Linked DNA regions of Homo sapiens: regions 2, 3, 4, 5 and 6 are each linked to region 1. A link is a contact called in ENCODE Hi-C or POLR2A ChIA-PET data. All regions are on one chromosome and are shown on one strand. Each heading gives the region's core, a stretch centred on a gene start or an enhancer-like site at or near the end of the contact. The rest is flanking DNA. Distances are from core to core; before and after follow the strand shown.

Region 1 (4,911 bases), core at 28-2,527:
CATGTCCTCAAAGAGCTTGCAGTCTAAACCTAGGAGTGATAATGGCCAGCACCGTGGTCTCCAGGAGGGTGGAAGAGCAGGAGACTCTTCTCTTTCCAGAGCAGGCAATGGAGGCCCAGGAAAGGGGACTGTTCTTGTCTGGAGTTGGGCTGAAGCCGCTTTAGCATGAGGGTTTTGCCTTTCCTCAATCCTCCGACCCCACAGCCTTCCTGTTCCTGCCTCGGTGATTTTGTCATTCTTGTCTCGTTTCCTCTTGGTACTTTAAAAGTAAAATAACGACTGTTCATCTGCCCTTAGAAGGGCTGGCACAGAAAGAGATTCATCCCAAGCTGTGCACCTGCTCTATCTGTACAGTTGGCGGATGGGGAGCCAAGGAACAGGACCCCCGGAGTCAGGCAGCATTTTACTCAAACGCTGAGCACTCGTTCCAAGTCTGAGTAAGGTAGAAGAATGAGTGGCCAGCCCTGCCTTCCCACAGCTCAAGTGCAGCAAGCACCGTCCTTAAAACAGAAGAGCTGGCCGGGCGCGGTGGCTCATACCTGTAATCCTAGTACTTTGGGAAGCCGAGGCGGGAGAATCACTGGAGCTCAGGAGTTCGTGACCAGCCTAGGCAAACATAGTGAGATCTCGTCTCTATTTAAATAAAATAGAAAATCTGTTTAAAACAAACAAAAAATAGAAGAGCTGTCGTGAAACTTGGGTGCTCTGGGTAAAGCTTGGGAAGAGGCAGGGCCTCCCAGCATGTCTGGAATCCCCAAATTAGCAACCTGTTTCCTTGTCTGAAAAATGGGTGTAGAAATGGCCGGCTAAGAGGACAACGGCACTGGTGCCGGGTGTTGAGCAAGCCCTCGACAGCCTCACCGAGAGTGCACCAAGGGCCACCCGCGCGCTGCCGCTCCCAGGGCTCCCACCCTCCCCTCGGACGCCGGCCTGGTGAACCAGGCTGCAGGCGCGCGTGGGAGCGCTCAGAGCTGTCTCAGGTGTTCTGAGCCGCCAGATCGGGAGTCCAGTGCCCTGCTGAGCCCGAGCCCCAGCACAGGCTCCCGTCGCGTCCTCCCGCAGCCCGGGGTCCCCGCCCGCCCAGCGCCTCCCACGCGCGGACTCCTAGGCTGAGCGCGCAGGGCAGCGGGGCCCACGCGAGGGCGGGGCGAGCCGGGGCTTTGTGTTCAAACCGGCCAATGGGTGGCGGCGGTGGGCGGTGACGGCCGGCGGGGCCTGACCAATGGGCTGCGGCCTGTCAGCGTTGACTGACAGGCGCACACATACAGAGTCGGCCACACGCGCGCCGCCCGGCCCCACTCGCGCAGCGCGGGCCTCCGCCGGCCGCATTGTCCGCCCGCCCGCCTTGTCCCGCGTCGCCGCTCTTCGCGTGCCCGCGCGCCCCGGGCCCGGCCGCTGTGTCGCCCTGAGCGGAGCGCCGCCCGCGGGATCCCCACGCGGAAAGGGGGCGCGCCCCGGCGGCGGCCTGGCCTCGGACGCCCCCGGCCGGGCTAGAAGCCGCCGCGGCAGCAGGTGAGTGCGGGCGAGCTCAGGAGAGGGTTGGGGGGCCGCGGCCCGGCCTGACCCCGGGTCACCGTCGGGCCACTCGGGCGGGGCCGCGCCGCCAGGCCTGCTTCCTCCTCTCCGGGACGTGCTGGGCCGGATCCAGCCTCCACCCGGGTCCGCGGCCCGCGCCCTGACTCACCTCCTGGCCCCCGCCCCGCCTGCCGCGCCACTGGTCAGCCGGGAGGGCGGTGTCTGCGGGCGGGACTTCCCGGGCAGCCTCCCGGGAGGAGGAGGGCAAAGGCCGACTGCCCCAACCCGGCCCCGGGCAGCGCCTACGGGTTTTGTGCCAGACAGGCCGTTTCCAGGGACAGGCAGTTCCCAGCCTCTGCCTGTCAGAACTCAGGGCCTCAGAGGAAGGCCCGTTTTGTTCAGTTCTAAAACAAAACAAAACAAAGCAATGGGGGGCGCGGTGTGACTTAGAGAGCCAGGAGGCGCGCCTTTGGTGACAATTTCTGCAGGTTTGGCCTGTGGGAATGAGGGCAGAGGGAGTTAGCACCGGGCGTTTGGCAGGTCCCACAAGGGCGTGTGGCCTGGCTGTGCCCAGGGAGTGGAAATGTCACGAGGAAGATGCCCCAGATCTGGTTTAAGTCTGAAGATGGATGGAGATGTTTGTGATGGGGAAGGGCGGAATTGAGAAAGGAAGTCGCCCAGCTGAGAAGTGGGGAAGGATGCTTTCCGATGAGCGTTTCCTAACTGATTGTTAGGGAGGAGGTGGGGCGGGGGTGGTGTCTATTATGATTCGCAGTAGTAGATTTCAGCTCCCAGAGGCTCACTTCTTGTTTTGGAGAATGGGGCCTCGACCTTTTTCATCTTGTGAAACCCAGACTCAATGGTAAACTGTTTTGTGATGCCAGGATGCCGCAGGAAAGACTGAGAGGCATCTCTGGGAGTTCTGGGAGGGCGGAGGCGGGTGCTGACAGTTTTCAGCACTCCCCGCTCAACCTCCATCAGAATATTTAGTTCTTCCCAGCGGCAGCTTGGGTATGGTATAAACATGTTGCCTTGTTTCTGCCCTGGGCAAAGGTGTCACCTCCTTCAGCAGGACAGAGGCTAAGAGGAGTCCCTGTGTGGGCAGCTGGAGCCTTCAGGTAGGGACCGTACGGGCGGGGCAGGGAGGGGGGAGGGGAGATTACCTTATAAGGACAGGAATAGAGACAAGGACCCAGGCCAACTTCCTGCTTTTCCTACTACCAATCGGTCCCTTTTCCAACACCAGCTAAAAGTAGAGGGGATGCCAGATGGGCGTCTGACCTGGGAAGATGCCAACAAGGCCAGGACATGAGGCTGCTTGTTTTTCAGAGGAGGACTTTCTAGCTGGACTAACCAGACCTTCGGGTTTCTGCAGCCTGGGTTGGGAAGTGGACTTCTATACTCACCACACAACCCAGAGAACTGGTCATTTAAGTATCAACCAGGAATATTAGAAGTGATCAAAAGTCACAAGCAAGTGCTAGGAATTCCCAAGTGACTTTGTTGTACGGGCCAGCAGAGGCACTAACGTTGAGACTCCCCATGTTGGCAGTCGGGGACTTTGAATTCGGGTGTCTAGACCTGAGTGGTTCATTAATCTTCCTCATGTCACAGAATGCTACCTCTTGCCAGATCTTTGCACTTTGGCTTCCTTTGTCCTCATTATCAGTTCCAGAGCCTTGATTTCTGCCCCACATGGTGACCGGAACTGACTGTAATTCATGCTGCCCTCCTCCTCCCTATTTTGTTAGTTTGCTAACAAATATTTGTTGTGTAACAAGTTTGTATACAGCCTTGTTTTGCGCATGTGTGAGGCTAAAAAAGATTCTAGCTGAGGACACACAACTAGAATCTTCAATACATTCCTGAAACAACTGGAAAACTTTATGCCTGAGTAGAAAGACCCAGGCCCTACAGCCTGTCAGAGCTGAGCCCAAACCCTGGCTTTGGCACTTACAGGCTGGGGACTGTGGACAAGTTACCCATTGCCTCAGTGTCCAGGTTCTTCCCTTGTAGATGGGAGTAATGATACCTACCTTGCTTCTAATAATATAAATGAGGTATACAAGGAGCCCGGTCCCAGCAGACACTTACCATTTTATCATCATCTTACCAAGATGTGGCAGCACAGTGTGCACCGTGGGGACAGACAGTGCAAGCGCCATCAGGACGTAGGTGGGAGCCTGGCCAACTTGGTGAAACCCTGTCTCTATTATTAAAAGAAAAGAAAAGAAAAATCCTTTTGGCTGAGCGTGGTGGCTCATGCCTGTAATCCCAGCACTTTGGGAAGCCGAGGTGGACAGATCACCTGAGGTCAGGAGTTCGAGACCAGCCTGGCCAACATGGCGAAACCCCGTCTCTATTAAAAATACAAAAATTAGCCAGTCCCGGTGGCGCACACCTGTAATCCCAGCTACTTGGGAGGCTGAGGCAGGAGAATCGCATGAACCTGGGAGGTAGAGGTTGCAGTGAGCCAAGATTGCACCACTGCACTTCAGCCTGGGAGGCAGCGCGAGACTCCATCTCAAAAAAAAAAAAAAAAAAAAAAAGAACATAGGTGGGGTCTACATGGGAAAGGTTTTCCATCAAGGTTCGTTGGGGCCCTCGATGAACGAGCACATGTCAGCAAAGGGACACAGCTAGAGCGAGACTGGGAGAAGTCTCTAGGGAGAAGGCAGGTGGGGTGGCTGGACCACCGGGCGTGCAGGCAGTGACCAGAAGCACCAGAGTCTCTGCTACTTGTCAGAGGTCGAGGAAGACCCAATTCTGGCTTGTGCGGAGCTCAGCACCATGAAGGATAAAGACAAGGAAACTGAGAATTGGGAAGCCTGTGGAAAGCGCCCTGGAAGAGGCTCCAGAGTCACGAAGTGAGCCCCAGGCCGGGCGTGACTCCAGCCGCTGCACAGTGCAGGGGTGCTTCACAGATCCCTGCCTTGCCCCCCATCAGGGCTGTTTAGACTGAACGCCGGGGGCCGGGGGCCGGGGGGGTGGTCTGTTCTCGGCTGTGAGGCGATGCCTCTGTCCCACCTCCTCTAGAGAGGAGCTGGGGACAGCCCCAGGCCTCACATCCAGTCCTCCTCCTCTCTCTCCTTAGATTCTCTTCAGGGGAAGAGTCCACATCCCACCTCATCATGTCCCGAAGAAGCCAGCGCCTCACGCGCTACTCCCAGGGTGACGATGACGGCAGCAGCAGCAGCGGAGGGAGCTCGGTGGCTGGGAGTCAGAGCACCCTGTTTAAAGACAGTCCTCTCAGGTAGGGACCCAAGGGAGTGCCACGGCCCCTGACAGCCCCACAAGCTTTTGGTCACTGCCCGCACGCCCTGTGGTCCAGCCATCCCCCTGCCTTCTTGTTGCAACCTTGGGTGGAAATCGAAGGACGTGGGCCCCCGTCCGGTC
Region 2 (5,137 bases), core at 1,210-3,709, 910 kb after region 1:
TGGCCAACATGGTGAAATTCTGTCTCTACTAAAAATACAAAAAAATTAACTAGGCATGGTGGCACATGCCTGTAGTCCCAGCTACTCGGGAAGCTGAGGCTGGAGAATCACTTGAACCCAGGAGGCGGAGGTTGCAGTGAGCCGAGATCTTGCCACTGCACTCCAGCCTGGGCGACAGAGTGACACTCCGTTTCAAAAAATAAACAAATGCATAAATAAAATAAAGTCTAACAAAATAAAATGTCCCTAGCCTCAAGGACTCACAAAGACCCCCACCCCCCAACCCCCCCGAAAGTACTGTTTACAGAGTGCTCACCTCATTTGTAGGAACTATATTACCAGGCCAGTCCCACCCAGAAAGAGGCCCTTTCAGCCAGTAGCCCATACCTGTTCTCATAGATGTCCTGGATCTCATACACCTTCTGGTCAATGACATCACTGGAGACACGACTGGCCTGTAGCTCATACACTTTCTGGTCAATCAAATCTGAGACAGTTTTGTGGAAATACTGGATGAAGTTTTTGATCACCTCAGGGATCACCTGATAGGTTTGCTGTTCATACTGACGTTCATAAGCAAGGTCCTGCTTTGGATCTCCTGGAGGTTGGATACAACAAATACAGAGTATGCTCAAACCCACATATATGATAGAACGAAATGGCAAGACCACCCCAGAAACTAAACTCAGGTCTGCGTAAAATTCCCTTTTGAATACTCAGAGATACAAACATCTCAAGTCACTCCCAATCTCGTTGTCCCTGTTTCTTCAAAAATATTACCATGACTTAAAGTTATTTTTCACTTATTATCTGTTTTGCACCCTTCTCCCAAGTCTAGGAAGTCAGGAATCTCGTCTGTCTTGTACTCAGACATACCCTCAGGGCCTAGAAAAGTGTGCGTTGGAGGGGAGAGAGGCAAGACTGTTGGAAAGTAAGTGGTAACAGGTACTTAATATTTCTTGAATGAATAACTGTCACCTTTTAAATATATGACTGTGCCAAGTTACTACTAATAAACCTCTCTGCTATATTTTCTATTCTTTAGGAGACATTAACATACAGAACTGCTGTAAGGATTAAACAAAATATTTCATACAAAGTACTTAGAACAATGGATAACACTGACTACTAAGTCAAGTCACTATAACGTTTCAGGAAACCTCAGACACCTCCTAAAAAGATTTCATTCGGGCTTGGTTTGAATTACTTAAATTTTTCACATCAAGATTTTCTTCCTTGGGGCAGGCGCGGTGGCTCACGCCTGTAATCCCAGCACTTTGGGAGGTTGGGGCGGGTGGATCACCTGAGGTCAGGAGTTCAAGACCAGCCTGGACAACACGGCGAAACCTCGTCTCTATTAAAAAAATTTAAAAATTAGCTGGGAATGGTGGTGGGCGCCTGTAATCCCAGCTACTCAGGAGGCTGAGACAAGAGAACTACTGCTTGAACGAGGGACGCGGAGGTTGCAGTGAGCCGAGATCGCACCACTGCACTCCAGCCTGGGGGACAGAGGGAAACTCCATCTCAAAAACAAAAACAAAAACAAAAACAAAAAAGCTTTTCTTATTTGGCTAATAGTTTACACAAGAAAACCATAGCCAGGTAAGTAATCCTTCTCTTCCAAGACTGAGGTGGACTATGATAAAAAGCCTGGTTTATTAGGCTTTATAAAACCCCTCGCACTGGCAGCTAATGACTGACTCCAAACCTGGACCATCAAAGAGCAATTTTTGATGCCTGTCAGAGCTGGTTCTAAGACATTCCAAAGGAACTGATCCCTACGAGTACTCAGCCAGCCTAACCCGTGGTCTCACCTGTGTGCATATCATAGTCGCTGGGATAAGCGTAGGGGTCATAAGCCGCCTAGAAGGAAAGAGACACAGTCAAGGACAGCCGCCAAGTCGTGAATTCAAAACGCTCATCCTAGAGTCTAGATGCCAAGCAGAGAGCTAAGGATACAGAGGCGAATAAGACACTGTGCCTGCCTTTGAGGAACTCACACGCCTTAGAGAAAAGGGACAGTAAACAGACAATGACAATACAACATTACGGGTGCAATGAGGTGGAGCAAAGGACAAGAGGCTGTGGGAATCAGCGAGATTTGACCAGACGGAGCCTAGACCAAAAAAACTCAGGTGCAGAAACACAGAAACGTCTAACAGGCCTTAGTCTCCGGTCTTAGAAAGGGGAAGGACAAGCCAATCGAACACGCGAAGTGGGCGGGCAGAGCCAGGGTTGTCTAGGGACCGGGAACTGTGGGAGCAGCCTGAGGGCCGGGCGGGAGGTCGGCCGGAGCTGGCCGCGACCCGGAAGCTGCCTCGCGCCGGGACCCACATCCAGTGGTCCCAGAGATCACCCCGTCGTGGAGCCCACCGCGCCCTTACGGCCACCTTACCTCAGACTCATAATCATCAGCGGGATAAGACATGGCTGCCTCGCTTGCGAGCACCGCCGGAAAGAGCGAAATGAGCGGCCCGCGCCTGCGTCCTGAGGCCGGAAGTTCAGCCCCACTCGGGCCTGCCGGGAAACCGGAAGCCTTTCCGAGGCCTCTGGCCATCTGAGACAGCCATATCCAGAAGGAAGAGGAGCCGCGTTCCGTGGCTCACACCTGTAACCCCACCAGTTTGGGAGGCCGAGGCGGGCGGATCACCTGAGGCTGAGGCCGGGGGTTTGAGACCAGCCTGACCAATATGGAGAAACCCCGTCTCTACTAAAAATACAAAATTAGCCGGGAGTGGTGGCGCATGCCTGTAATTCCAGCTACTCGGGAGGCTGAGGCAGGAGAGTCGCTTGAACCCGGGAGGCGGAGGTTGCGGTGAGCCGAGATCGCGCCATTGCACTCTAGCCTGGGCAACAAGAGGGAAAACTCCGTCTAAAAAGAATAAGAGGGTTACAAGTAGCCTGAATTTTCCTCTCTTCAAATAGGGACTTCTCAAAGAAGGTGAATCTATAATAGTGGTGTAGATTCAGATATAAGGACACGTATTTGGCGTAAAGGAGAGGCAAAGTTAGAGGAACCAGAAAGAATGCTACACAAAAGATGGCCGGCTTCTCGCGTGAAGGAAGATTCGGATACGGGGGCCTGATGGATTTAGTTGTAGGCGGTTTGCCTGCAGCGAGTAAATTATTCAAACGTTCGGACTTCACAAGACTAAACTTACTGGGGATAAAAATTGAGATTTGGCCGGGCGCGATGGCTCACGCCTGTAATCCCTACACTTTGGGAGGCCGAGGCGGGTGGATGATCTGAGATCAGGAGTTCGAGACCAGCCTGGCCGAAATGGCGAAACCCCGTCTCTATTAAAAATACAAAAATTAGCCGGGAGTGGTAGCGTCCGCCTGTAATCCCAGCTACTCAGGAGGCTGAAGCAGGAGAATCGGTGGAACCTGAGAGGCAGAGGCTGTAGTGAGCCGAGATCGCGCCACTGCACTCCAGCCTGGGCGACAGAGCAAGACTCCGTCTAAAAAAAAAAAGAAAAAAAAAAATTGAGATTTGGTCCCATGCAGTAAGAGGGAATGGAGAACAGGAGCCACCCAACTTTGGACATTAAAGTTGGAGCAGGCAAAGATGAGGCCAGCTGTGTCGCGAAGCCTGGGACATGGGCAGCTCTTGAGTACACCGGGTTCGAGGCCAGGGGAAACCCTCAAGGTAGAGATGGGGTTATAAAGCAAACCAATAAAAACCGGTGTATGAGTCAAGGAGAGGCCTTAGTTTAGCCATCTGCCCATACACAACACCTAGTGGAAATCCGAGTTCCAGTCCCTACTCCGCCACTGATTTGCTGTGTGACCAGGACTCTCTGGGTCCCTTTGTCACGCCGCCCTCCTTGCTTTTCCCACTGAGGCACGCTCCACCTCTGGGATTTTGCACTCACTGTTATCCAAGTCTAGAATCGAATGCAGTGGCACCCCCACTCCCATTCCCTTCCCCATCGGTATCTGCATGGCACCTTCAGGTGTCTGCTCTGATGCCATCCACTCAACATCCTATTGAGAATTGCAATGCCCAGCCCCAACTCCCTATGCTGCGTTCTTGTTTTGTGTTTCTTCCTTGTGCTGTCACCAGAGGTGACACAAATTTGGAAATAATGGAGCTTAAGCTTTACCGACCCTCGATTTGGTTCAGGACCTTCCCTGAACCAAGGAAGAGTCACAGTCTCTTCCTTGGTTCAGGGAGGGTCCCCAACAATGTCCTCATGGTCCTTTGCTTTTGTAAAATTTGTGAAATATTTTTATTGCTGAAACCACCTTTGCAAAAATTGTAACAGTGAGAAAATAATGACAGTGAAAGAGATCTGATCTAACCAACCCTCATCTTCCATTTAATCTTCAGACTGCCCTTAATCATTCCTGGCTCGAACCGAGCTAACTTTGGGAGACATTTAGTTTCTAGTTTAAATAATAACCCTTCTCCGAGGCCTGGCACAGTGGTTCACACCTGTAATCCCAGCACTTTGGGAGGCCAAGGCAGATGGATCACCTGAGGTCAGGAGTTCGAGACCAGCCTGGCCAACATAGTGAAACCCCGTCTCTACTAAAAATATAAAATTAGCCGGGCATGGTGGCATATGCCTGTAGTCCCAGCTACTCGGGAGGCTGAGGCAGGAGAATCACTTGAACCTAGGAGGCGGAGGTTGTGGTGAGCCAAGATTGCACCACTGCACTCCAGCCTGGGCAACAAGAGCAAAACTGCCTCAAAAAAAAAAAGAAAAAAGAAAAGAAATTGGCCGGGCGCGGTGGCTCACGCCTGTAATCCCAGCACTTTGGGAGGCCGAGGCGGGTGGATCATGAGGTCAGGAGATCGAGACCATCCCGGCTAAAATGGTGAAACCCCGTCTCTACTAAAAATACAAAAAATTAGCCGGGCGTAGTGGCGGGCGCCTGTAGTCCCAGCTACTTGGGAGGCTGAGGCAGGAGAATGGCGTGAACCCGGGAGGCGGAGCTTGCAGTGAGCCGAGATCCTGCCACTGCACTCCAGCCTGGGCGACAGAGCGAGACTCCGTCTCAAAAAAAAAAAAAAGAAAAGAAATTACCTGAAATCTTATAGTCCATATATGACAGGAATTTGATACAGGTTGCTCCAATTTGACAACAATTCTCAAAATGTTCATGACATTTGAGAAGGAGTTGTGAAGTC
Region 3 (4,895 bases), core at 332-2,831, 690 kb before region 1:
GTTAGATACCCTAGAACCCGCTGCCTGGAACTGGGCAGAGCAAGCCAGCTTCTTCATTGGCACGGCGGTCCTCCAGACATTTGGCAAGGGTCCCTCCACCACTTCTCCTCCCAGGTTTTTTTTTTTTTTTTTTTTTTTTTGAGACGGAGTCTCACTCTGTCACCTAGGCCGGAGTGTGGTGGCTCGAACTTGGCTCACTGCAACCTCTGCCTCTCGGATTCAAGTGATTCTCCTTCCTCAGCCTCCCAAGTAGCTGGGACTACAGGCATGTGCCTCCACACCCAGCTAATTTTTTTTGTATTTTTAGTAGAGACAGGGTTTCACCATATTGGTCAGGCTGGTCTTGAACTCCTGACCTCGTTATCTGCCTGCCTTGGCCTCCCAAAGTGCTGGGATTACAGGTGTGAGCCACCGCGCCCGGCCTCCTCCCAGGTTCTTTAGCGCCTCCTCCTATGACATGGTTTCCAGACCTTTCCATCCCAGTTACTCTCCATTTGCCCTCCCCCGACATGTCCTGACTTGCATAGATGCACACAAAGGGTCTCTCACCTGCCTTGGCTGCCCTGCGCTCCGTTAACACGGCCTGCATCTGCGGCGAGAGCTCTGGCCACCACACACACTTCCTGCCAGTTGCTCTGCGAAGTGCAATGAACTGCAACTAGAAAGCTCAGGGGCTCAAACAAATTCAGGTTTAAAACAACCTCAGCCACACTATGGTATAGAAAAGGGAAGGAATAGGAGGCGGAGCACAGGCACTAGCGGAGCAGGTGCAGTTCGGGCTCCGGAAAGAGCACGGGGATGATAACCACAGAAGCAAACCCACATCACTGACCACGGGCTGGCATCATCCTGCATTGTCACGCCAGGCCGTGATGTTGGGCATGGCAGCTAACAAGACAGACCTGGGCTACCTGGGCCCAACTCCGAGATTCACTGACTCACTGTGTGACCTCAGGCAACTTGTTTGCCCTCTCTGTGCCTTCATTTCCTCATCTGTAAAGTGAGGAATGTCATAACAGACCCCGCCTGACAGGGCTGTTGGGAGGCTTGCATGAGTTGCTAGATGCAAAGTGCTTAGAACGGGGCCTGGCACAGAGCAATCGTGTCTGCCCTTCCTTTCTCCCCATTTTTCAGATAAGGAAACAGGCATGAAGCAGTGAAGTTAACTTTCCCAAGATCAGGCAGCTAATGAGTGGCAGCACCTGTGCTGGGAGGCCACTGAAAGGTTCACGAGGCCTCTAGGGGTTGGAGGAGAGGAAAGATCCACCCTGGTTTCCCCCCTGCTACCCTCAGTGAACATCACTGTCTGGGGACATTTGCTGCACTCCAGAGTCTGTGAGGCCGAGGCGGGGCCAGGGAGCGGCTGCTGTGTGGCGCCCTCCGCCTTTCGGAAACCCCAGGCAGGGCCAAGTGTTATCACCTGCAGGAGGAGCAGGCCCAGCTCATTCCCGGGAAAACACCCTCAGGGACGGGGACAGAGCCGGGGCCTCTGGAGGAAATGGCCTTTGGTTACGCTGGGGCCTGTCCAGAGCCCGCTTATCCTCCTCTACTCACCCCCAGCTGGGCCTCGAGCCTCCTGGGCCTCTTCTGCAAGCATGGGGATCACCATACACTCTGCTGCCCTGCCCCACTGGAGGCTGCCAGCAGTTAAGGACGGCTCTGAGGCTTGGGGTCCTTGGGTGGGAGATGTCTGCCAAGATGGCTGCAGGGTCCCCTCCCTCCCCGGCCCTGGCAGCATGTCCACCATTTTCCCCTCCCTGCAACCTGGGCAGGCCTGTGACTTGCTTTGCCCACTAGGATGAGGAAATGTCCAGGCTAGGCCTCAAGTGGCCTTGCAATGTCCTTTTCCTCCAGCTTGGAGGTCAGCAGCTATGGAGGGAAATCCAGGGGGAGAGCGGCCCTGGACCACACAGGGAAGAGAGGGGCCGCCTCCCCCAGCTGTTCCAGCCACCCCTGCCAGGCGTTGGGCCTGGGAGGGAGGCCAGGGGGCCGCCCCAGCCAACACCGCAGAGACAGTGACATGGCAGGCGGACCAGGCACAAGGCCTGCTCCCACCGGAGGTCTGGGTGAGTTACATCGCCTTTCCTAGATTTGGATCCCCCCAAAGAGGGACAGTAAAAGCACCAGCATGGTCTGGAGTGATGGTGCAGGATGAGCGAGCCTTGTGAGTGGTGCTTGTGACACTGGCCCAGGGGCTGTGTCGGAGAAACACCAGCCGTTTTCACTACTATTAGAGGCTTGGAGACGGCTGAATCCAGGCAGACCCTCCCCGGCTGGACAAAGTCTCCAGGGAACGGAGCAGCAGGATTCTAACAAGGGCTGCTGCTGTGGGGACACTTACTGTGGCCATGTCTCAGCATGAACCACATCACTTTTGAGCCTTCCACCGTCTCATGAGGGGTATGACGTAGCCCCCACTGACTGCAGCTGGCAGGAGAGAGACTGTTTCTAAATCAGGTCGGGATGAAAGTCACTCCTTCCTCACAGGGCCAACCCTCCAGCTCCTAGGAGGATTCAGGGCCCTGGTGATTCCTGCAGTGTTCTTGCCACCAAGCTCATCCTACAGGTGGACAAGCTGATGCTCAGAACTGGAAAGTGACTCGTCCAAGATCACACTGTGCTGCCATGCAATGTGATGGCCATGTGGAGCTGGTGGCCTGGTCCAGGCTGGCCAGGCTAGGACCAGACTCACAGCTCACAGCAGTCCTGACAAGGCTAGAGGGTCTGGAGCCATGGCCCTGAAGGCACAGAGAAGGCGCCCCGTGGATCCCTTCTCAGATTCCTCCTGTTATCCCCCTGGCGCGTGTTGCTGCTGGCTGTCAGAGGACGCGCTTAGGTTTCCTTGTTTGTTGTCTGTCTCTCCACTGGGCAGGGCCTTTCTTTGGTTCCCAATCAGAGCTGAGCGCACACTAAGTGCTCGATGCATATTCGCTGGAGGAATGATTGGATGTCGCTGGTCTGAGATGGATCAGATGGGGCCAGACTGGCAGTGGGGAGAGCTGGCAGAGGCGCTGGGAAACAGGGGAGGTAATGGTGGCTGGGGTGGAGATGGGAGGCTGGAAAGAGGAGATGAGACCTGCAGGACCAGGTGTTGTCTGGGATGTGGCATGGGGAGGGAGTTGTGGGGCTGACTCCCAGAGGTCTGATGGGGAAGGCTGCCCCTAGACTGCCCGCCCCGACAGCTGGGCTCAGAGGCTGGGTTCCAGGCGTGACATCACTAGGCAGAGGCCCTCAGCACCCTTCAGGCCCGGACTCGTGCCTCACCCTGAGATACGCCCATCCCCACCCCATCTCCTATTCCTCAAACTCTTGATCCCACTTCTGGGCCCAGGATGCCTGGGCCTCTTCCTGGAAGACTTCCCTGATTCTCCTGCTGCTTCTGCACCCTGCCCCCCAGTGATTTCTCCTTCTGCTAGCTCTTCATTCATTCATTCACTCACTTCATTACTCACTCAGGAAACAATTTCAAGACTGGCCCTATGTCCCCACGGAGACACAGAGATGACCCTGCTCCAAGGGAGACAGATTCAGAAGCCAAACCATGGCATGACTCAAATCCTAATGCTCTTAGAAAGAAAAAAATTCTCATGGATTCTGGGGTTGTCGTCAGTCATTTTTATCACAGTGTTTCTTAAATATGCGCAGACACCGAGCTAGGTGTAAAGCTCTTGTGTTTATGTTTGCCTCCAACATTAAAAACAAAGCAATGCTGGGAACGGTGGCTCATGCCTGTGATCCCAGCACTTTGGGAGGCCAAGGCGGGAGGATCACTTGAGGCCAGGAGTTCCAGATCAGCCTGGCTAACAAGGCGAAACCTTGTCTCTACTAAAAAATACAAAAATTAGCCTGCCTTGGTGGCGGGCGCCTGTAATCCCAGGTACTCAGGAGGCTGGGGCATGAGAATCGCTTGAACCTAGGAGACAAAGGTTGCAGTGAGCCTGAATCGTGCCACTGCACTCCAGCCAGGGCAACAGAGTGAGACTCTGTTTCAAAAAACAAAACCAAACCAAAGCAAATTTGCAAAATGAATATAAAAAAACATAGAGCCAATAAAAAATCAAATTAACAACAGGAAGAAATCTTGCTGGCTCTCACCACAGACAGGGCAGTCAGCAATCGAGGTGCCCAATGAGGGGCTGATTCTCTGGGGCCGGGTGGCTTTGACCAGTGTGGAGGCCAAGCAAGGCCTTGCTCCTCCCTGCAGGATCCTCTGTTCACGCCTACCCAGCCTGGGAGGCCTGGCTGAGGCAGTGCCTGGACGACACCTGGCCAAAGTCTCCCCGCATCTTTTCTCATTAGCTCCAGTGACTATGAAGTCTCAATGCCCTGGTCAGCACAAATCCACTGGGTAGCCAAACTTTAAAAAAGAAAAATGTGGTAAAATCTACGTAACACAAAATTTACCACTTTAACCAGTTTTTAGCACACAGTGTGGTGGCATTAGGTACATTCACCTTGTATGGTACCATCACCACCGTCCATCTCCAGAATGCTTTTTTTTTGAGACAGAGTCTCGCTCTGTCGCCCAGGGTGGAGTGCAGTGGCATGATCTCGGCTCGCTGCAACCTCTGCCTCCCGGGTTCAAACGATTCTTGTGCCTCAGCCACCTGAGTAGCTCAGATTACAGGTGTAAGCCACCATGCCCGACTAATTTTTGTATTTTTAGTAGAGACAGGGTTTTGCCATGTTGGCCAGACTGGTCTGGAACTCCTGACCTCAGGTGATCCACTCACCTTGGCTTTCCAAAGCACTGGGATTACAGGCGTGAGCCACCAAGCCAGCCTGGCCCAGCAGGATTTTCATCTTGCAAAACTGAAACTCTGCACCCATTAAATATTAACTCCCCATTCCCCTGCCCCCCAGCATCTGTCAATCCCATTCTACTTTCTGTCTCT
Region 4 (4,953 bases), core at 170-2,669, 570 kb after region 1:
ACTGCTGGGATTATAGGCGTGAGCCACCGCACCCGGCCTACACGCTTCTTTTCACAAGAATGACACCCGCAACTATACTTCCCACGTAAATGGAGAGCAGTCTGGCAGATTCATCTAGACCTAGGGTTGGGTGATTATTAGGGAAAGAAAAGGTCCAACCAAGCCAGTGGGCTGAAGAGAGGACATGACCTGCTCAGTCCGAAGCAGATGTGTGACTAAAGTCTAGTCTCCTGGCTTCTCTGCAAAATACCTCATTATCGGCATTATTAACCCTAACAACTGCCATTTATTGAAATCCCACTATGTGCACGAATGGGGACCAATTTACTTCTAGATATTACAACAATCTTGTATTACTGTGCCCACTTCCTGGATGATGGGTCTGAGGTTCACAGAGATCATTTGCCCAAGTTCCTACTGAAAGTGCTAAGGTATTTCCTGAGACTGGCTCAGGGTGTGTTGCCAGACAACAATGCACACATTTTTAACACAATACTAAACTTAGTATATTATACTTATGTTAAAAATTTCGGAGCCGGGCGTGGTGGCTCACGCCTGTAATCCCAGCACTTCGGGAGGCTGAGGCGGGCAGATCACTTGAGGTCAGGAGTTCGAGACCAGCCTGGCCAACATGGTGAAACCCCGTCTCTACTAAAAATACAAAAAATTAGCTGGGCGTAGTGGCGGGCGCCTGCAATCTCAGCTACGCGGGAGGCTGACGCAGGAGAATCGCTTGAATCCGGGAGGCGGAGGTTGCAGTGAGCGAGATCGTGCCACTGCACTCCAGCATGGTCGACAGAGCGAGACTTGTCTCAAAAAAAAAAAAAAAAAGGACATGTGGTAATTCCCCTAGGGAATTTGGCCTTAGTTGTGAAAAATAAAAAAGCTATAATCAATTTCTGTTCTATCGGAAAAAAATGTATTGGCTGTTTAGCTGAAATTCAAATGTAACTTAACATCCCGTATTTTTTATATGCTACATCTGGCAACCCTGGCTTGAGGCTACCTGGCAAAAATCAAAACAGGTTCCTCCTTGTTATGCCCTATGCCTCTGTTGCCTTTATTTTTATCTTTACGAGCAATCATTAACAGTAACTTCAGACTCCAGGCTCTGGTCGCTTTAGGAGGCGGAAGGCGGACTAGGGTAGGACTCCTGGCCCTCATCAACAGGACTGCCAAGAAGCCGGGCACCTTCTGCCCCGCACAAACATGGCCGCGCCTCGCCGCCGAGGATTGGCTCCCGCCGAAAGCTCGTCCTCCTGGCTAAGGGAGCCCCTTCCATTGGGCAGTTAAAAAAAATGGCGGACCCCGCCTCCCGCCGTCCTCGGGCGCGGGGGCGGAGCCTAGAGGAGGCCTGGGACAGGGCCACCAGTGATTGGCGGAGAGCGGTGGTCAGGCCATCACGTGGCCCGAGGCCCGTTTGTTTGCGGAAGTAGGAGGAAGTAGAAGTGCTGAGTAAGCCGAGGTGAGTGACCTCGCGGGTGGGCGGGGCCTGGGGGTCCGTTCCCCAACTTCCTCGGCGCTCCGGACTCCCAAGTCTCCGCCGGACCCTCCTTTGGATATTCCTCGTGTCTCCGATTCTGAGGCATGTCCTCCATTAACCCTTATGTGACTCCCTGAGTGCCCCCACCTTCCATCTTTTCATCCCCCTGCGTCCCCAATTCCCATCCCGAGACCGCCCGTGTCTCATCTCGAACTTGTGGACCCCAGGGACCCCAGCTTCGACCCTGAGTTTCTCCCCTGAACCCCAGTCTCCTCCGTGTGTCTCCCTCAGTATCCCTAACTTCCCGAGTCAATCCATCTCTTCTCTTTCCCCGACCCTCAGTGCCTCTTTAGGCCCCATTGGCCGTCCTAATTTTCCTTCCTGTGCTCCTCTAAGTGCTCACTTGATTCCCCACTTCACGTCCGTCTCCACCTTTCGTGGTGCCTCTACTCATTTCTCACTCCCTGCTTCTCCTGCCTTTCCTCCCTGCTTTTTTTCCTTGCCTTTCCTCTCTCGCGTGCCTCCAGACCTGCCCCCGACATGCTCCCTCCTTCCCCTCAGCCTGGCCACCCCAGAGTCTCCCACCCCTAATCCTGTGTCCACCTCCTGCTCCCACAGATGACTTGGAAGCTGGTGACAGGGAGCATGTGACCAGGGTGATCATGGGACTGGGTCGGGGCAAGCCTGTGGGTGTGGGACAGGGAGGGCACAGGGCAAGGGGACCTGTGGCCGTATTTTTAATGGGCTACCCACATGACCCCAACGAATACCTCCCCCTAGCTTCTGGGTCTTTCCCTCACCTGCCTCTTACCCGCCCAACAGGATGTCAGGCAGGTTCGGTTTGGCAACGTTGAGGCTGCACCCTTGGGCTGAATGCATTGTTTTTGAATGCATTGTTTTTGTTAGAGTTTCTGCCTGGAGTTTGGAACCTGTTTTCTGTCCAAGTCTCAGTTTCCTCATCTGTGACAGGGGAACTGTACCTCCTGCCCTCGTAAGTCTGCCATGAGGTTCAAAATTTGAATGAGAAAATGTAGAAGGTAAAGCTTTATAACCAGTATGGCCCTGTACAAATACATGATTTTACTGTTGGGTCATAGGCAGAATTGAAAGGAGTGGAAAGGGAAAGGGCTAGAATGAGAAGACAAGGAGAGAAGGATGAGCAGGAGGTCCCTTGTCTTTCAGTGTATCATTTGGCAGTGTTTGTTCATCACCTCTTGTGAGTCAGGCTCTTCTGTATATGTTCTCTTCACCATTCATTCAGTCATCGTTTATCTAACAAATATTTACGGACTGTCTGATGTTCTAGGCTACCCTTGGTGTGGCCAATGATATTCTCACTTCACATGAGAAAAAGAGGGCGCATGAGTTGCTTGAGGTCACACCGATGAGGTTGAAGCTGGAATCTGACACCAGAGCCTGTGTGATTGTCCTGATGTGTAAGGTTTGCTACTGTTTAGGACACTTCTTGTTCCTTCCGTGGATTACTTTCTTGTTACATGAGAGACTCCCCAAAAGGGAGTTTCCCTCTTACTCAGCAGAATGACATCACTAAGAGATACAGAAAGGAGAAATTTAAATACTCTGTGTGTGTGTGTGTGTGTGTGTGTGTGTGTGTGTGTGTGTGTCTGCAGACATCTATTGGGTGTGTGTGCTGGGGGAAGTAGGTAGGCAAGGAGTAAGGGGCCGTAGTGAAGAGTGTGTTACAAACTTCACTTTGTAGAGGGTGGCTCCCTGGGAGAATATGTTCTGTGTCTTTCACAGTGGATTTTGATAGGGTCATGTCTTAAATGCCTCTTCTCGTTTTCGGATGGTGATCTCATCCAGTCTTATTTCTTTAAGTGCCGTCTCTATTCTGTCAGCCCACAAATTTATATCCCCAGTCCAGTCCAGACCTTTCCCTGGAATGACATACTCAAATCTAGTTGCTTACTCAGCACCTCAAACTTAGGCTTTTCAAACTTGAAGTATTTATTTATTGATTTATTTATTTTTTGAGACAGAGTCTCACTCTGTCACCCAGGCTGGAATGCAATGGCACGATCTCGGCTCACTGCAACCTCCACCTCCTGATTCTCCTGCCTCAGCCTCCCAAGTAGCTGGGATTACAAGCATGCGCCATCATGCCCAACTAATTTTTGTATTTTTGTAGAGGCGGGGTTTCACCGTGTTGGCCAGGCTGGTCTCGAACTCCTGATCTCAAGTGATCCACCTGCCTTGGCCTCCCAAAGTGGTGGGATTACAGGTGTGAGCCACCGCGCCAGGCCTCAAACTTAAGAGTTTAGAATTGAGCTCCTGTTAGTTCTGCCCTCCATCCCTGACCCCACTCTTCACCAAAACATGTCCCTCCCACTCTCTTTCTCATCTTAGGACATAGGAGTATTGTTCATTCAGTTGCTCAGGTCAAAGCTGTGAGATTATCTATGATGCCTCTCTGTTTCTTACCCCACACCCAGCCAGAGTGATCTTGTTAAAATGTTGTTTCTTTGCAGTGGCCTCTCCTCTCATGGCACATGCCTGGCCCCCTGTTGCCTCTCTGATGTCACTGGCTTCCTTGCTTTTCCTGGAACTCGCTAAACATGTTCCAGCCCCATGGCCTTTGCACACGCTCTCTTTGCCTAGCTATTCATATGACTTTCATCTCTCTCCATCAGGTATTTATTTAAGATCAATTTCTTGGTGAAGACTTCTCTCCTCACCCAATCTAAAATTTCACTCTCCACCTCAGCACTTCCTATCCCCATTCTCTGGTTTTTCTCCTCAGTAGTTAATTGTCATCTAAAACCTTTGTAAATATTTACCTGTTTATCTTCTTTATTATTAGTAGCTCTGTCTAAAATATAAGTTCCAGGATGTCAGGGATTTTGTGGGGTTTTTTTTGGTTGGTTGGTTGTTTTGGTTTTGAGACAGGGTCTCACTCTGTTGCCCAGGCTGGAGCGCAGTGGTGCGATCTCAGCTCACTGCAGCCTCCGCCTCCTGGGTTTGAGTGATTCTCCCACCTCAGTCTCCCAGGAAGCTGGAATTACAGGTGCACGCCACCACACCCAGCTAATTTTTGTATTTTTTGGTAGAGATGGGGTTTCACTATGTTGGCCAGGCCGGTCTTGAACTCTTGACCTCAAGTGATCCACCCGCCTCGGCCTCCCAAAGTTCTGGGATTACTGGTGTGAGCCACCGCGCCCGGCCTTGTTTTGTTTTAAGACAGGGTCTCACTGTCGCTCAGGCTGGATTGCAGTGGCACAATCACAGCTCACTGCAGCCTCGACCTGCTAGACTTAAGCAATCCCCCCACCTCAGCCACCTTAGTAGCTGGGACTTACAGGCATGAGAGATACCATGCCTGGGTAATTGTTAAGTTTTTGTAGAGGTGAGGTCTCACTATATTACCCAGGCTGGTCTCAAAGTCCTGAGCTTAAGTGATCCTCCTTCCTTGGCCTCCTAAAGTGCTGGGATTACAGGAGTGAACTGCCGTG
Region 5 (4,516 bases), core at 1,654-4,153, 550 kb after region 1:
CTGACACAAACCCACGAGCCTGTCCGTGCTTGGCCCATTTCAAAACCCTGCAATGCCAGCCTCCCCGCAAGCCAACACAGTAGGGTCCTCAGGCCTCAACCGTATTCCTGTCCACTCTCTCCCAGGATCGTATGCTAACAGATGAATGAACAGACAGCAAATTCTACTATCCCTGAATGTTTCCCAAAGGGACAAGCGGGCAGTGCATGCCTGTGTGTGTGAGGGAGGAAGTTGCCTGAGTCCTGAAGGATTTGCTCGCTTTTGGGAGACTGCTTCAAGATTCCCCCAGCCCCTGCCCTGGCTTCCTGTTTCTCTGGGGTTCCCAGGCCTTTTTCTCCATGTGTTGTGGAGCTCTTAGAGGGCAGGGATCCAGGGCTCATTCATTCAATCAGCAAACATCCAAGAAGCACCTACTATGTTCCAGGCTCTGTGCTGGGCCCTGGAGACCCTGAAGTGAATCACAGCTCCTGCCTTCAAGGGCTTCACAGACAACCACCACTCTATCAGACTCAGCACACTAGTCACCTCCCCAGGGAAGCCTTCCTTGATTGCCCTGGCTAAGTCAGAGCGCTGTTATGTACTTTCAAACCACAGTGACTTCTCCCTCACATCACCCATCTAAGCTGTGTTTTGCATTTACTTCTGTGGATCTTTTTTCAAGTTTGTGTCCGCTGCTGAGCTATAAGCTCCCAGAGGGCAGTCTCTGGATCTGGTCTGTTCATCTCATCCCTGGCATCTGGTCCAGGACAAGGGCCCAATGGCAATGCAGGGCCCAGGGGTGATTCAATGGGAAGTTAAACTTCTCAGTGCTAACTTTCCATCTGGGACTGAGTCAACCAGCCACTTCCCCTCATCCCCTGACCCCAGGCCCTACTTTGTAATGTTTCCTGCCCAGCTTTGAGGGTGGGCCTGTCTGGTTCCTGTGCTCCTGGCCCCAACCCTCCTGACTCAAACCCCACCTACTCTTGGGTACCCCCAGCTCCTGGCATGGGGCTGTCAGCCCTGCTTTCTCTTCCACAATTCACCTGGAAAATACGCTGTCTGCACAGACTTCCAGAGCTTCCCCCTTCTACCCACCATCCTGCCATCCTGGCTGTTACCTAGTTCCCAGTGGTAGATGGGAATACTGAGGGTCCGGGCTGCTGTAGCAGAGCTCACCCAGGGTTCAAAGATCCAAAGTCAAAAGATCATTGGTTCCTCACCCTAGCAAGTTCAATTGCTCCCCTCCCACAATTCCATAGACCGTGGGTGGGTGGGTGGAGGGGGAAGGTGGATTAAGACCAAGGAATCTCTAGCCCCCAGCCCATCCTGCAGGCGGCTACGACAAACAGGTGCTTTCTGCAGGGCTATTGGGTGAGTGGGTGGGTGGCGGCTAGGTCAGGCCCCACCCCTCACTCATTAACCCTCCGTGCAGTCAGAGTTCTATCCCCAATGCCTACTGACCCTGCCTGGCCCAGGGTGAGGGCACTCGGGGTCTGTCGGCTGGCTCAGAGCCTCAGCTAGCTTCCGGCGTCCAGCTGTAGGTCAGTCTAGTCTCACCAGTCCCACTTGTGAACTGAAACTACCAGGAGAGCGGAAACCGGCTCCGCCCCATCCTCCACGACCTAGCAGGTACAGCCTCCAGAACCCGGACTAGCTAAAAGCCTGTGGTCCTCTCCCTGCGCCGCACCCTTGCAGTCAAGGTTTTCTGGCCCTTCCTGTTCTCATGGGACTGAGGGGATGGGCAACCCTGGGGACGAACGAGAGTCCCTTGGTTCTTCCCTCCCCAGGAAGCCCCAAAATCTGGGGACAAGAACCTGGGCTCCAACTCACTTTGTTACCAGATCCACCGGGGTGCCAAGCGGGGGTGGCTCACATCCCTCACTCCTAGCTCAGCTGGGTGGGGTCTTTGATACCTTGCCCCACCCTGTGGCTGCGGGCGCGGGCTCTGGGCGGGAGACAAACACTGGGGTCACGTGGCGGAGGCCCTGGGAAACTCCGGGGAGAGCCGGGGACGGACAGCCCCGGGTAGTAGGACTGGGGCGGCCCGGGCCAGAATTCCCAGACCCCGTGCGAAGACGCACGGGTCCGCTTCCTTCGCTCGGGTCCTTGTTCCGCGTTTACTCCGGTGGCCGGCCCAGGGCACGCCCTCTCCGAGGTACACACTGCTGGTGTACAGGCCCCAGGGAGCGCGCGCGCGGACACGCACACACAAGCACAACACACGCACACACGCCCCCGAGGTACACAGCGCACGCACGCACCGGGCAGGATACCCAGGCCGCCCGCCAGGGAACACACGCCCGCCCTCGGACGTAAACAAACCGCGCACGCACCGCCCGCGGGCGCCGGGCCAGGGCCTGTTCCCACCGAGTCACGTAGGAGCACAGCGCCCCCGCCCCCGCCGGGCGGACGCGGAGATCGCCGGCCTGCGCTGCCCCTTCCTCCCGGCGCCGCCGCCTACCCGCCCGCGCCCCGGGAAGGGGCCCCGTCTCCACCCCCACTCCCCCGAGCTGGCCTCGGCCCCGTCCTCGGCGTCCCCGGGACGGCCGCTCCCTTCTCCCCGCCCCGAGCCGTCCGGGCGATGGAGCTCCGGGAGCCCCGACGGATCGGGCCCGGGCGCCCACCCCAGGCGCATCCCGGGACGCAGAAACCCTGCCGCCTTGGGGTCCCGCGCACCGTCCTCCTGGTCCCGCGTTCCTCACCCGCTTCTGGGCCCGCTTGGTCCGGCGCGCTCACACACGCGCGTCTCGCCGCTGTCCCGGCCGCTGTCCCGATCCGCGCTCCGGTCAGTCTCCCCTCCGCTCTGAGCCGCAGGTCGCTCTGAACCGGGCGCCCGGGAGCGCTGCGCTGAGTTTTGTTGTGGGGCGGGCGGCGCAGGGGGCCGAGGCCGCGCGGAGTTGTAAGGCGAGCTTCCCGGAATTACTCACTCACAGGATTCCTTTCATTCATAAAAACCCAGTCATGCGGTGACGTCACCGACCCGGCCGCCCTCCGGCCAGGAGCGGCCGCTTGGTCCCTCGGCCCCGCCCCCGTATGACCCCGCCCCCTGGAAGCCCCGCCCCCGGGGCTGCCGCGATTCTCTGCCTGGTTCCAGGGCTCGCTGGGTGCGTTCACGTGACACCTCGCGAGAGCCCCGTGGGTGTAGGTGTCATTGGCTCATTTTACAGGTAGTGGTCCTGGCCCTCTTCTTTCGACCTAGACCTTCTGCCTTAATGATCTCATCCAGTCCCGTGGCTTTAAATGACATTTATATGGCTATGAGCCCCAGGTTTGTATTTCCGGAGCGAACAGCTTCTCTGAGTTCCAGACTCATAGCCAGCTGCCCACTCTGCGCATCCAGTGGGTGTCAGATGGGCACTGCAGAGGACTCGGCCCAAAAACCCGCTCCTGATCGTCAGCCCTACCTCTGCTCCCTTGCCACCCCATCTCAGCTGCTCAAGCCAAAACCTTGGAGCCTGGCTCCATCCCTCCCTCTCCCTTCCTCCCCACCTCAGGACTCAAGCTAGCGGTGTCTCCAGGTCTCCTGCATAGGACCATTTCTCACCACCTCCAGTCATGGCACCTGGTCTCGGCACCATCAGCTTACCCGGACAATGGCAGCAGCCTCCGAGGCTCCCTACTTTGCCTCCAAAGTCTTTCTTTCTATACCAGCCAATGTTCTTCTCAAAACAAAGCTCAGGTTGTTTACACACCTTCTTTGGCCACTCTCTCCTCATCCACTGCTCTTCGGCCACAGTGCCCTTCTTTCTGTCCCCCAAACATACCAAGCTCATTCCTGCGACAGGCCCTTGGCACTGGCTGTCTGGTCTTCTGTTCACTTGCCTGACTCTTTCTCATCTTTCACGTCAGCCCGGATGTCACTGCCTCAGAGAGACATTTCCTGACCACCCTGGTTAAAGCAGTCTTCACCTCTGAATTTTTTTTTTTTTTTCGAGACAGGGTCTCACTCTGTCACCCAGGCTGGAGTGCAGTGGCACAATCTCGGCTCACTGCAACCTCCTTCTCCTGGACTCCAGCCATTCTCCCACCTTAGCCTCCCAAGTAGCTGGGACCATAAGCACACACCACCATGCTAGGTTCATTTTTTGTATTTTTTTTTTTTTTTTTTTTTTTTTTTTTTTGTAGAGACAGGGTTTTGCCATGTTGCCCAAACTGGTCTCAAACTCCTGGACTCAGGCAATCCACCCACGCTGGCCTCCCAAAGTAATGGGATTACAGGCGCAAGCCACCGCACCCAGCCTTGAAATTTGTTCTTATATTATCTTAATACTTCTGTAGGGTGTTTCATCATTTATGTATGTGAGTGCTGGTTATTGTCTGTCTTCCCCAACCAGAATGTATGTTTTATGAAGGCAGGCCTTGCTTCTTTTTCTTTTTCTTTTTTTTTTTTTGAGACAGAGTCTCACTCTGTTGCCCAGGCTGGAGTGCAGTGGCATAATCTTGGCTCACTGCAACCTCCGCCTCCCAGGTTCAAGGAATTCAGCCCCCCAGTAGCTGGACTACAGGTGAGTCACCATGCCCAGCCAGGCTGGTT
Region 6 (4,844 bases), core at 609-3,108, 950 kb after region 1:
TTGGAGTACAGTGGTGCAATCATGGTTCACTGTAGCCCCAACCTCCCAGGCTCAAGCAATCCTCCCACTTAACCTCCTGAGTAGCTGGGACTACAGGTGCGTGCCACCATGCCCGATTAAATTTTTTTATTTTTTGTAGAGATGGGGTCTCATTATGTTGTCCGTGCTGGTCTCGAACTCCTAGCCTCAAGCAATCCTCCTGCCTTGGCCTCCCAAAGTGCTACGATTTCAGGCACAAGCCACTGTGCCCAGCCTAAACTCTGGCTTTGAATCACATTCTACCCAAGGAGGAACTCAGCCCTTCCTCACAGGCTTCTCCTGTGCCTGAAGACCACCACTGACTCCTTATCTGACCCCTTGGTTTCCTTGAGGGTTAAAGAAGAGGGCTGGATCAGACGCCTGCTGCAGTCCTGGAACTCCACAGTTTACTTTGCTGCCAGAATCACACCCCCAAAGGTAGGTGCCTGAGATACCAGTCCCCGAATTCTAAAGCCCAGAGTGAACACAGCTGACCTTAGGAGCAAACAGCCAGAGGGGAAAGTTCACACAGCCTGGGAAAGGCAAAAACAGGATGAGAACTTGGGTCTCCTAATTTCCCATCTTTTGACCGGCTCTAAGCTTCCCCTGAGGGAGAGAAGGGATTACCTGGGACCTCTGTTTTACAAATGAGTGCAACAGCACCAAGGGTTCTATGCCTATTTCCTGGGCAGAAGGCAGCTTTGGGAGCTTGTTGATGATTACCACTCACCTGAGGCCTGACACGAATAAGTCAGGTGTAACCACTGGTTAGAGTGAAATGAGGGAGGGCTGGGAGTGGTGGCTCACGCCTGTAATCCCAACACTTTGGGAGGCTGAGGCGGGAGGATCACTTGAGGTCAGGAGTTCGAGACCAGCCTGGCCAACATGGTGAAACCCAGTCTCCACTAAAAATACAAAAATTAGCCGGGTGTGCTGGCACGTGCCTGTAGTCCCAGCTACTTGGGAGGCTGAGGCATGAAAATCGCTTGAACCCGGGAGGCAGAGGTTGCAGTGAACCGAGATCTCGCCACTGCACTCCAGCCTGGGCGACAGAGCAAGACGAGACTCCATCTCAGAAAAAAAAAAGGAAAGAAAGAAATGAGGGAGACCTGGCAGGGCCAACTCATCATGTGATTTCTGTGGCAGCCCTGGGACCCCTTGCTTGCTATGAGTTTACCCAGCAAGCTGTCCTCTCTGGCCAGTCAGGCAATGTTCCAGCTCCAATATTCCAGCGCTGCCTGCAGCTAGCTGGGGGCTTTTGGGCAAGCCATTTCACATCTGTGGATTTCAGCCTCTTCGTTTGTAAAGTGGAATTAGTCATTCCTGCGTCTAGAAGTTAGCAGGAGTTCACGTGCAGCAACAATTGGTAGAGACCTTCACAAAGGAGCCGCTCAAGAAATGCGGGTTTTCTTGCTGGGCAAATCGCCTCCCTCCGTCAAAAGGGTTTAACCAGGCAAGAGTCAATATTAGGAAGCCATAAAGTCGCCCTGAGAGATGCGAAGGGGAACAGTAGCTAAGAGTGTAGGAGCCGCCCACCCCCACCTCCAGGACCTCCATTCCAGCGCAAGCTCGGGAAAGGTCTTGGAACGACTCCCGGAACGGAGCGTTACCTCCGGAGACGCCGTCCACGCGGATGTGCGGCCCCTGACGGGACGTGATGACCCGCTCACTCTTCCAAGTGCCAGCTCCGCGGATGCCTTCCAGCTCCCCCTCCAGAATGCCACGCAGCTGGGCCAGCGCTGACTGTGCGCGGCGGCCGCGGGGCACCCAGAAGAGTGCGGCGCGCCAGGCGTTCCCAGGCCACATCGCTCCTACCTCGCCCGAGCGCGCCTGCCTGCCTGGGAGCCGTGCGCATCGCGGACGCAGCCTGGTCGCGTGGCCGGGGGCCGGGCTCCAGCAGCCAATCGGAGCTAGGGGGGCTCGCTTAAAAAGGCGGGGAGGCGGGCCTAGGACGGGTGGGCGGGGCCTGGCGGGATCCGCCAGGGACCGAGAGGCTTGACTTGTAAGTTGAGACTGCCGAAGTCCGGATGGCAGAGGGGAGGGAAGGGGGCGGAGGAAGTCGCGTCAGGGCCAAGCCCACCAGACTCCCCACCGCATTCCCACGTACTCACCTCTCGGCCGGAAATGGGGTACCCTCTGGACCCCAAAGGCAGAAGCCTAGAAGCCGGCTAAGGCACGTTCCGCAGCCTCCGGGACTAAGGATTCCTGGCTTCTGTCCAGCTCCTGAACCCTCCCCCGCCATTCTCAGGTGCAAACGCCCCAGATGTCCCCACTGCCTGCCCGCCTAACCGCTCCGCATTCATTCTCCAGTCTTCAAAGTGAGGAAAAATACACCGCTCAGTTTCTCCCTTTTCCAATTTATTTTAAAGTTTTAAAATTACAAAGACAGCAAAATTTTCCCGGCACAAGTAACACTTGTTTAAAAAAGGGGGTGGGGGGGGGACGCGCAAGTGCGCGATTTTTCTATTTTATTAAAAATAAGAGAAAGACAACTGTACAGGTTTTTTCTCCCAGCTCCCGGGTGTGAAACTAAGTACTAGCCCTAGATATGTATATATACACAAACACACACATGCACACAGATCTAGCTCTGTAAAACTACTTAGCAAATCCCAAATCGACTGCAGTAAGTCTTACTATCCACTGCCCGCCCACTCCCCCTCCCCCTCCCGCAGCTACAACTACTTATAATAAAGGACTCAAAAAGAGATCGGGAGGTTTTAAGTGGCCGCAGCCCCACCAAACCAAGCAAAGACACCTCTTGTACAGGAGGAACAAAAATCCAGAGGAAAAGAAAAGTCTTCCTAGGACACAATCCATCGATTGCGTGGAAAAACCTAAGTTTCAACAGGGCACACTGAGGCACTTGGCTGACTCCCCACCCTTCCCCTGAAGTTTTCACTCCGGTTTAACAAGAGAATTTGCTGAAGCCACAAAGATCCCCCAATGGCTACATCCTAGCTGACTGGGAGAAACTATGGCTTCTCCCATCCAGCTGTCACTTGGACCCCACTCCCCTTCCCTAAGAAAATAGGGAGGCCGAAAGCGCAAACTAACAAAAATGAGAAGGAAACTGGGTTTGGGCCCCCACTGCTCACCACTGGGAGGTGGAAGTCAGCCCGGTGGCGGTTTTTTTCCCCCTCCTTCCTTTGCCGGCTGGCTGCTCCCTACCACCTCTCTCCTGCTGGCCAAAGGTTCTGAAACTCTCACAACGGGTGCCCAACTCAAAGAAAACTCACTCACCCTAAAGATATTCCTGCTAACCTCACAATTCCTGGGTTCCCTCTCATCTAGCCAGAACAAACTGCCTTGTGTCTTCTCCCCACCCACATCTACCTTCATGGCAAACAAGCCAACAAAACACACAAGCCCCCCCCGCAAATCCCTAACCCCGTAAGTAGGTTAATAGCAAAACAAAATATAAGTACATTCTCATCATTAGATTGGTTGTTGCTGTCCTTGCACAACTGGTTAAGGAAAAATGAATTATTCTGTAATTTCTGAAGAATCCAAATCCTGTCTCTTATAAAGTCAGAACAGAAGGGGGCAAAAGGTGGTGGTGAGCATCAAGAGAGAAAAAAGGAGAAAATTATTTACAGAAAATAGGAGACAGGAGGGAGTGTCCGCAAGAAAAGACTTCATTGTCACTTCTTCTTGCCGGCCCTCTTGGCACTGGACTTTGCTTTGGGTTTCACTGGTTTGGCCTTTTTGGGCTTGGATGCCTTGACCGGCTTGGCTTTGACAGTCTTGGGTTTTTTGGCTTTCTTGGGCGTGGCAGCCAGCTTCTTCTTGGCCTTCTTGACCGGGGTGGCTTTGGGTTTCTTGGTTGGGGCTTTGGAGGCAGCCTTCTTGGGCTTGGATGCCTTCTTTGGCGTGGCTACCTTCTTGATTTCCTTCTTGGTCTTCTTGAAGGCCACTGACTTCTTGGGTTCGTCGCTCTTGGCTAGCCGGAAGGACCCCGAGGCCCCCACCCCTTTGGTCTGCTTGAGGACACCGGTGGTGACCAGGCGCTTGATGGACAACTTGATCTGCGAGTCAGCGTTCTCACCCACCTTGTAGTGGCTCTTGATATACTTCTGAATGGACTGGCGCGAGGAGCCAGCGCGGTTCTTCTCGGCCTGGATGGCAGCCACGATCATGTCTGAATACTTGGGGTGGTCTGTGGACTTCTTGGAGGCCTTGGCCCGCTTGGGCTTGGCCGCAGGGGCGGACGTGGAATTCTCGGTCATGGTGGCCTGTCTGGTCCGGCTGTTGAAGGCGCCTTCCAAAGGGCCAGCCCTCGTCGGAGGCTGAGCAAAGCCTGCCTCGGGATCTGCTCCTGAGCCCCTGACTACCGGGCCAGTCTGGAGTGCGGCTCCCGGGGATGCGAGCGAGGAGTCGCTGCTTTTCCTCCCCGGCTCGGGTGTCGGGAGAGCTCGCCGAGCCGGCTTTGCGAGGCCCAGCCCCGCCGGTCTGTCGCTTGGTCTCGGCACCGGGCTCGGGCTCTGCCTCTGCCTCTGCCTCTGCCTCCGCCTCCTCTGCCTCCCTTTTCCCAGCTCCGCGTCTGGCGCTTGGGCGGCGCATCCGGGTATTTAGCGGCGGCGGGCGGACCGCGGTGAGGACAGGGCTGCTGGCTGCCTGCTCCCGGCCCGGAATGGCGCTGCGCCGCCGCCATCTGTGTTTCTTCCGCCGAGCAAATCCGACCTTTCCCCCCGGCCCGGGCCTTCCTGCTCCCCGCCGCCGCCCTGGGCCGCTGCCTGGCTCCCTGGGCTTCCCCGCCGGGCGGCCCGCTGGCCCGGCCGCCGCCCCCCGCGCCCGCCACGCACCCCAAACGGCGCCGAGGACCG

What was found. A loop is a pair of places that touch in the nucleus more often than their neighbours do. ChIA-PET counts read pairs that join two places held with the same protein, here RNA polymerase II (POLR2A). Pooled maps may share reads with other maps.
Region 2: a map of GM12878 shows a loop between it and region 1 (7-fold over the local background). The contact joins the promoter of EIF3L here to the promoter of SUN2 in region 1. A Hi-C loop is called at or near these places in 1 of 168 maps with a recorded cell type or tissue (GM12878) and 8 of 50 pooled maps. POLR2A ChIA-PET finds 5 or more read pairs at or near these places in 1 of 52 experiments (HEK293).
Region 3: a map of OCI-LY7 shows a loop between it and region 1 (4-fold over the local background). The contact joins the enhancer-like site here to the promoter of SUN2 in region 1. A Hi-C loop is called at or near these places in 1 of 168 maps with a recorded cell type or tissue (OCI-LY7), 2 of 37 single-sample maps with no recorded cell type and 4 of 50 pooled maps. POLR2A ChIA-PET finds 5 or more read pairs at or near these places in 2 of 52 experiments (B cell and GM10248).
Region 4: a map with no recorded cell type shows a loop between it and region 1 (8-fold over the local background). The contact joins the promoter of PLA2G6 here to the promoter of SUN2 in region 1. A Hi-C loop is called at or near these places in 2 of 37 single-sample maps with no recorded cell type and 8 of 50 pooled maps. POLR2A ChIA-PET finds 5 or more read pairs at or near these places in 1 of 52 experiments (HepG2).
Region 5: a map with no recorded cell type shows a loop between it and region 1 (5-fold over the local background). The contact joins the promoter of MAFF here to the promoter of SUN2 in region 1. A Hi-C loop is called at or near these places in 2 of 37 single-sample maps with no recorded cell type and 8 of 50 pooled maps. POLR2A ChIA-PET finds 5 or more read pairs at or near these places in 3 of 52 experiments (BJ, PC-9 and T-cell).
Region 6: a map of ascending aorta shows a loop between it and region 1 (15-fold over the local background). The contact joins the promoter of GCAT here to the promoter of SUN2 in region 1. A Hi-C loop is called at or near these places in 1 of 168 maps with a recorded cell type or tissue (ascending aorta) and 8 of 50 pooled maps. POLR2A ChIA-PET finds 5 or more read pairs at or near these places in 1 of 52 experiments (WTC11).

The regions. Positions count from the first base shown.
Region 1 is chr22:38,752,364-38,757,274 of GRCh38, reverse strand. SUN2 (Sad1 and UNC84 domain containing 2) reads left to right here and starts at 1,277. Exons shown (of 18, transcript NM_015374.3): 1 at 1,277-1,512; 2 at 4,610-4,768. The coding sequence starts at 4,647. RefSeq lists enhancers at 1-135, 2,394-2,463 and silencers at 894-1,443, 1,554-1,903.
Region 2 is chr22:37,846,741-37,851,877 of GRCh38, reverse strand. It overlaps EIF3L (eukaryotic translation initiation factor 3 subunit L), which reads right to left and starts at 2,459. Exons shown (of 13, transcript NM_016091.4): 1 at 2,396-2,459; 2 at 1,815-1,863; 3 at 388-598. The coding sequence starts at 2,428. It overlaps MIR659 (microRNA 659), which reads left to right and starts at 4,104; the gene lies at 4,104-4,200. It also overlaps a transcript of ANKRD54 not described here. RefSeq lists enhancers at 1,773-2,294, 2,295-2,817, 2,818-3,340.
Region 3 is chr22:39,442,952-39,447,846 of GRCh38, reverse strand. No RefSeq gene overlaps it. Among named protein-coding and RNA genes, the nearest start is that of MGAT3, 12 kb to the left of the region's middle. RefSeq lists a silencer at 1-188 and enhancers at 413-602, 833-882. Within about 2 kb of position 1,581, at least 9 of the 41 ENCODE cell types and tissues checked have a DNase peak (open chromatin) inside an H3K27ac peak, as active enhancers do; they include B cell and OCI-LY7, where a contact is called at or near this core.
Region 4 is chr22:38,178,296-38,183,248 of GRCh38, reverse strand. PLA2G6 (phospholipase A2 group VI) reads left to right here and starts at 1,419. Exons shown (of 17, transcript NM_003560.4): 1 at 1,419-1,585. RefSeq lists enhancers at 1,147-1,256, 1,173-1,467, 1,417-1,866, 2,497-2,566, 2,847-3,016.
Region 5 is chr22:38,200,381-38,204,896 of GRCh38, reverse strand. MAFF (MAF bZIP transcription factor F) reads right to left here and starts at 2,903. Exons shown (of 3, transcript NM_012323.4): 1 at 2,685-2,903. RefSeq lists silencers at 47-96, 1,317-1,396, 2,247-2,686, 2,747-3,076, a cis regulatory region at 309 and an enhancer at 237-381.
Region 6 is chr22:37,804,948-37,809,791 of GRCh38, reverse strand. GCAT (glycine C-acetyltransferase) reads right to left here and starts at 1,858. Exons shown (of 9, transcript NM_014291.4): 1 at 1,629-1,858. The coding sequence starts at 1,824. H1-0 (H1.0 linker histone) reads right to left here and starts at 4,563. Exons shown (of 1, transcript NM_005318.4): 1 at 2,360-4,563. The coding sequence starts at 4,247. The coding sequence ends at 3,663. RefSeq lists silencers at 1,754-2,043, 4,398-4,477 and an enhancer at 3,472-4,167.